2 separate regions of the Homo sapiens genome follow, and region 1 is linked to region 2. A link is a contact called in ENCODE Hi-C data. All regions are on one chromosome and are shown on one strand. Each heading gives the region's core, a stretch centred on a gene start or an enhancer-like site at or near the end of the contact. The rest is flanking DNA. Distances are from core to core; before and after follow the strand shown. Region 1 has its middle 8.7 kb from the start of NHLH1. Region 2 holds the start of IGSF9 (immunoglobulin superfamily member 9).

What was found. Hi-C counts contacts between places; a loop is a spot of excess contacts on that map. Pooled maps may share reads with other maps.
Region 1: a map of Calu3 shows a loop between it and region 2 (5-fold over the local background). The contact joins the enhancer-like site here to the promoter of IGSF9 in region 2. A Hi-C loop is called at or near these places in 13 of 168 maps with a recorded cell type or tissue (CD4-positive, alpha-beta T cell, CD4-positive, alpha-beta memory T cell, CD8-positive, alpha-beta T cell and 9 more), 8 of 37 single-sample maps with no recorded cell type and 21 of 50 pooled maps.

Annotation. Positions count from the first base shown.
Region 1 is chr1:160,374,399-160,377,144 of GRCh38, reverse strand. No RefSeq gene overlaps it. Among named protein-coding and RNA genes, the nearest start is that of NHLH1, 8.7 kb to the right of the region's middle. RefSeq lists an enhancer at 934-983. Within about 2 kb of position 1,269, at least 10 of the 41 ENCODE cell types and tissues checked have a DNase peak (open chromatin) inside an H3K27ac peak, as active enhancers do; they include dorsolateral prefrontal cortex and heart right ventricle, where a contact is called at or near this core.
Region 2 is chr1:159,943,920-159,946,996 of GRCh38, reverse strand. It overlaps IGSF9 (immunoglobulin superfamily member 9), which reads left to right and starts at 1,384. Exons shown (of 21, transcript NM_001135050.2): 1 at 1,384-1,424. LOC124904438 (a long non-coding RNA gene) reads right to left here. Exons shown (of 3, transcript XR_007066684.1): 2 at 545-845. RefSeq lists an enhancer at 761-1,261 and a silencer at 1,104-1,398.

The sequences.
Region 1 (2,746 bases), core at 20-2,519, 430 kb before region 2:
TCCCTCTCCTTGCTCCATACCTGCCAGCTGTCACTCAGACTCCTATATTAAAAAGAGCACACACACAAAAAAGTACACAGATATACACGTGTTCAAAAACCACAGAATCAGGTAAGCACGCCCAGATACAGAACACACACATAACACAGACACACAATACATGAAACAGACACAGACCAGAAAAAAATCAATCTGAAAATTATAGGCCATAATATATGTAAATGAACCACCTATGAATTCTAAACTCTGTTTACCCCTAGTCAGCCTTCAAGCCTCCTTCACCTTCCAGAAATCTCTGACAAGTAGAGAATTCCAGATTGCAGAATTGCAATTCCTTCGTCCTTTGTCCCCAGTCAGGTCATTTCTTCTCTTTTTCAGGCTCTCAGCAGCTCCTAGCTAGGGATAGGGAAGAGGGAAAATGTTTCTGCTAGTAGCCAGCAGGGGACAGTGTTCAACAAGCAATAATCAAATCAGCCTTCAACTTGCTGAAGGGAGGGAATGGAGGACGAGGGAACCAGAAAAGGGTCCTCAGACCAACACATTGCTCTGATCACACCCTCGATCCATGTCTCCCTCTTTTTTTTCTGCTTCTTCAGCCCCCTTCTTCTCCTCAGCTGCAGTTTCTCCATCCTTAGTTTAGTAGATCTCATGGATTGTCTATTTGCTCAGAGAAGACTAAGCTCAGGAATTTCCCCCTCAGGGAGAGACATTCCCCTTAGCCTCTTGTCCCTTTCCATTCTGTCTTGGTTCCCAAGGTGGTCAGGACTTCGGAGTTTTCATCTGGACTCCTGACCAATGCTCAGGAACCCACATGAGGGGCTCAGTTCCAGGGCCACCTCTCAGGGGATGCTTGCATCCTGGTGCACAGCTGGTCTAGTAGAAGTGGGGTTGGGTGTCAGGCCCCTGCACTGCCCTTAGCCTGGTGCTTTGTAAAGTGCACAAACTGTATGACAGTACAGTTGACCCTGCTACTTACTGCCCCTGAGATAGCATCTGATGAGCGTTTCCGGTGTTGAACACTTTCACGATGATCTCATTTAATCCTCATCACACCCCGGTGGGTCTTGTTGTCTTTCCTGCTTTCCATATGAAAAAGCTGTTGCTCAGGGAGGGCATGCGGTTTGCTCACTGTGGCACAAAGGGGAAAGGTGGAGACAGAGCAGGGACACGGGACCTCTGGCTGCCGGGTGTGGGCTTTCTCCCCTCTAGCACAGTGTTGCTGCACTGCCACCACTGCCTCCCTTCTTCCACTCCCTCTCAGCCTTTCAGGCTCATCTCTGCTTGCTCCCTTCTCCTCCCTGCGCTGACATCCCAGCACTGTGAGCCTCTTTCTTCTGCCCATAATCCTCATCCAATGAGAGGTCAAAAGCTCAGGAAAGAACACAAGAAGAAAGCAGAAAGATAAAGGAACTGGGTGGTAGAAAGGGCTTTCCAGAAAGAGGAAGAAGCAAAGGCAAAGAAGACAGGGCCTGCACTGGGGGTGGAGAGGGAAGGGAGGTGGGTGGAATGAGGAAGCGGAGCACCCTCCACACTGTGCCCAGACTTGGGAAAGGGCACAGACAGGGCCTCCATTGTGTGGGCACAAAGAGGCCATATGCCTGGCAGCCTATGACAGTGTGTGTGTGTGCGCGTGTGTGTGTGTGTGTGTGTGAGAGAGAGAGAGAGAGAGAGAGAGAGAGAGATTTTAGGCAACCCCCACCCAGCCCCTGGGGCCTTGACTTCTGCTCTGTCACTGGTGATGGGTTTGCTGAGTTACAGGACAGGGCGTTGATGAAGACAGGACTGGAGGGTCAGGCACCTGTGGTCACTAGGACTGGAAGAGGGCATGGACAGCTGGGGGAGCTATGGCCATGCATGGGATACTTGGCAAGGGGAGTAAGGAAGCAGGGGTGAAGTGCAAGAGTCCCATTCTGGGGTCCTCCTAACTGCCCCTCCCCCACCCCACCACCCACGAGTTGGGTTTAGAGGGATGTGGAATGAGGGATGCAGAGCAGATCCTCTTCTAACAATCCCTTTTCCCCATCCTCCCTATCTGCTAGCCCCAAAGCTTTCACTTTCCCCTCAGCCCAGGGACTTCCATCTCCCTGCCCTCTCCCTCCTCCCCCAGTGCCTGGTCCCCTGCTCCCTCCTCTTCCCACTCTCCACCTCCTTCTCCTGTCCTTCCCAGAGTGAGAAGAGCAACAAGAGCGACAGCGGCAGCGAGGCCAATTGATTATCTGAAGAAATTCGGAGCTAGCAGTAGAACAGCTGCAGCTTCCCCCTCTCACCACCTCCAGGCCCTCAGGGATCCCTGAGGGGAGGGGCCCCCTAAGCCCTTCTGCTCTCCAGCCCAGGCAAAGAGACAAGAGAGGGAGGCAGGGAGCCCAGAGGACTGTGGCTGCTGAGCACAGAGAAGCACAAAGCTCTCAGGGCCAGGAATGGAAGACTTGGCTTCTAATCCCAGGCCATCATCATGGGTGAGTCACGTCACCTGTCTGGACAGTAGTTTACCTGCCTTTGAAATAAAGTTGTTGGATTCAGTGATTTCTGTGTTCCCGTCCAACTCTGGCCCTTTGGAGTCCTGAAGTTCTCCCTGATCTCAGTTCAGCCTTCCCTTTTGCCAGGCTCTGGGCAGAGCACATGTCATTTAACTCACATGGGAAGGGGAAGATGTCAAGTCCTCCTGTATGGAAGCTCCTCCCTAGGTCTAACTCAAGCCCTTCATGCTGCTTATGTCATTCTTTGTTCATCAAAGATGAAAACCCAT
Region 2 (3,077 bases), core at 135-2,634:
CAGAGCTTACTAAGGATGGAATGGGTACAACAGTAGTGCTGAGCTTCCTGGCCCAGGATGTAATGAGATAGGGGCTTGGATGACTACATGGAGAAATGATGTGCCAGGGATTCTGGGGCCAAGTAGTGCTTAGGCCCATCCTGGAGGTTCTCTCATGATGCTGCAGCAGTGATTCTGTGAGTCTGATGCCTGGTGCACTCAGTTTGAGTCTTAGTACTTCGGATTGGGATGAGATCAGCACGTTGCTTTCATGGAAGGCTTCCAAGGGAGCCAACTGAATGGGAAGGACCTGGACAGGCAATGTTGCTTAAGCCGACCCAGCATCCCTACAGCATCACCAGGCTGAGGAGGTGGAATCTCTGAGGGGCAAGATATGCAAGATATCTTTGTGTCTGAGGGCGAAGCCTCCAAGGGAGTAGGTTTGATGAAGTTTGGGTTGGGTCTCAATCCAGCTCTGCCATAACCTAGTTGGGAAAGCTTGGGCCAAGTTACTTCATCTCCCTGAGCCTCAGTTTTCTCATTAGTCAAAGGGAGCTCTACTTACTTCGCAGGGTTTCTGTGAAGGTTACACAAGAGTTATAAAGCATCTAGTCCAGGGTCTGGCACCCTGCATGGGTCCAGTAAGTGATCTTGTATTTCATTCCTCCCTTTCAATCTCCCGTGTCAGGATATCTGTCGTTTCTCCCCTCTGGGCCTGTTTCTCTGGGTCGTTGGTGCCAGAGCTGCCTTGGGAGCTGACTTGGCAACCCCACGCTCAGAGCACAGCCTTCCTCAGCTGCACACGGTGGGAGGCGCCTGGGCAAGATTTGGGAGCTCGCCAATGCAGACAGGTATTTCCAGTCCTGCTAGAGAAGCAATGGGTGGAGGTAGAAATGGGGATGGGGGAGGAGATCGGATGAGCCCGGGACCTGGGTGGATCCCCTGGGAGGAGGGCGGGGAGTCATGCTCCCCGCCTGGTTCTCCTACCCCCAGGCTCAGATTTCAACCCTCGCTGCCGCCTCTGTGGCGCGCCCGTTCGGGGAGCGGAGAGGGTCGCCCGTAGGTTCCGAAAGAAGGACGGCGTACCAGTAGCCTGGCAAGGGGCCAGCTCCCGCAGCCCTGGAGCGCGAGCCGGACCCTGCTGCCCCTCTTGCTGGCGGCGGGAAGCGGCCCACCGGCCTTTCCACGCTTGGCTGTGCAGAGGTCCACGAGGGGGCGACCTGAGCCCACGTGCAGCCGAGCTCTTCCCTCCTGAAACTACAACTCCCAGGCCGCTCAGGGGTCCCGCCCGCCTCGCCGTGCCTCTGGCGGCTCCAATTGGCCGCCGCGGGAGGGGGATTGGCGGTCTCCAGGGCGACGGGAGGCGCTCGGGGCATCCGAGGCGGGGAGGCGGGTCCGCCCCCTATTGTGTAGCGGCGAGAGTGGAGCCGAGCGGTGCGGAGCAGGTGAGGGAGGGGGCGTACTGGAGGTATAGAAGTGGTGGTGCTGGTAGTGCGGAGTTATGGGGGACAGGAGAAAGCGGGGAGTTCTAGAGAGAAGTGGAATTCGTTGCAGGAGTAGAACTAGGGGAGTTCTGGGGAGTGAAGTGGAATTCTTGGCGGGTGGGTGGGAGTTCCCGGAGAACTGCAGGAGTTCTGGAGGCAATGTGGGGGAGTTCTTGGTGGGTTCTAAGAGAAAGGAGGAGTTCCAGGGGACCAGAGAATGCGAGGGAGAAAGGAATTGTTGGGGGTGGGGTATCAGAATTGTATTGTGGGCTGATGCAGGAGAATCCCAGGGAGGGGAATTATCGGGAGGAGAGGATGGGGAGAAGTGGCTGGGGGGTGGGGAGACCAGAAGGGAGTTCTTTATAGTGCAGGAGACCTGCTGCAATTGGAGATCAGGTGCGAGAAGCTGGAATTGTGGGGGGATTGTGCGTAGTAGCGATAACTGGGAAGGGAGTAATGGGAGGACGAGGGAGTGGTGTGTGGGGAGACTAGAAGGGTGAGGAAATAGTGGAGGCCGGGGGAGTTGGAAAGATATTAAGAGACTGGGAGGAATTCTAGGGATGCCTAGTTACTCAGAGTCTCGGAAAACAACCAGGAGAGAACTAGGGGGTTCCTATATACTTGGAAAAAGGTTTTTCAGGGAAGTGTGGGAGAGCTGCCTGGAGGCAGTGGGAAACAGGGGGCTTGGTTGCTAGTGAATTGCCAGAAGTTAGACATACAGGATCATTAAGTAGAGGCAAGGATCAGACTCTGTGGAGGATGTTTTATAGTCTGTCCTGAACTTTGCGGCCAAGAGTGGGTTGGAGGACTCAGAGCAGAGTCCACTTGGCAGTGCCAGGCCCTGGCATGGACCCTCTGGCTCTCTGAGACTGCCCTAGGATCTGTGGGGCTGTCAGAAGCTCCTACCCTCCATGCCCCAGGGTTAATTTTGTACACTTCAGGGACTCACAGGCTTTTTTTTGGACCATGCCTCTGGGGTTGGGGAAGAAAGAGCTTGACAAACCCTGGCACCCCGAAGATATTGGAGGGGAGTGAGTGGGAGGGATTTGGGTGAGGTCCTTGGGTGGTGGTGCCTGGCAGGGGGAGGGCTGCTTGGCAGTATCGTGAGGAAGTGGCGCCAGCTGCCAGCCCCGGGACCTGTCCAGACCTGGAGGATGCTGCCTGGATCCCCCATACTGGCAGGTGGGGGAGGCAGCTCCTCCTCTCCCAAGTGCCTGACTCACTCACTGCCAAAGCAGTGTAGGGAGACTGAATGGAGAAAGGCCTCGGGTCCTCAGCTTCCAGAGTTTTTCATAGAGGCTGGGGAAATGGGACAAGGGATTGTATCGGGGTGTCCTGGGGACCACTTTCTGAGGCTTAAGCGCCCTGGATTTGCCCTTGACTGGCTCTCTGCCCCTGAGCAGATATCCTCAGGGCCCTTATTTGTCACAGAGGGGTGAAGGCGACAGCACTGGTTCCATCTTGCTGCTATACCTTGTGAGCATCAAGAGTAAGGAAAGAAGCGAGAGCAGCCTAGGCCATGAGAGTCTTGATCTACCATACTTCCTTCAAAAATATTTTTCCAAGCATATGAGGAACCCCAGTTCTCTTCTGGCTTAGTTTTTCAAGACCCTC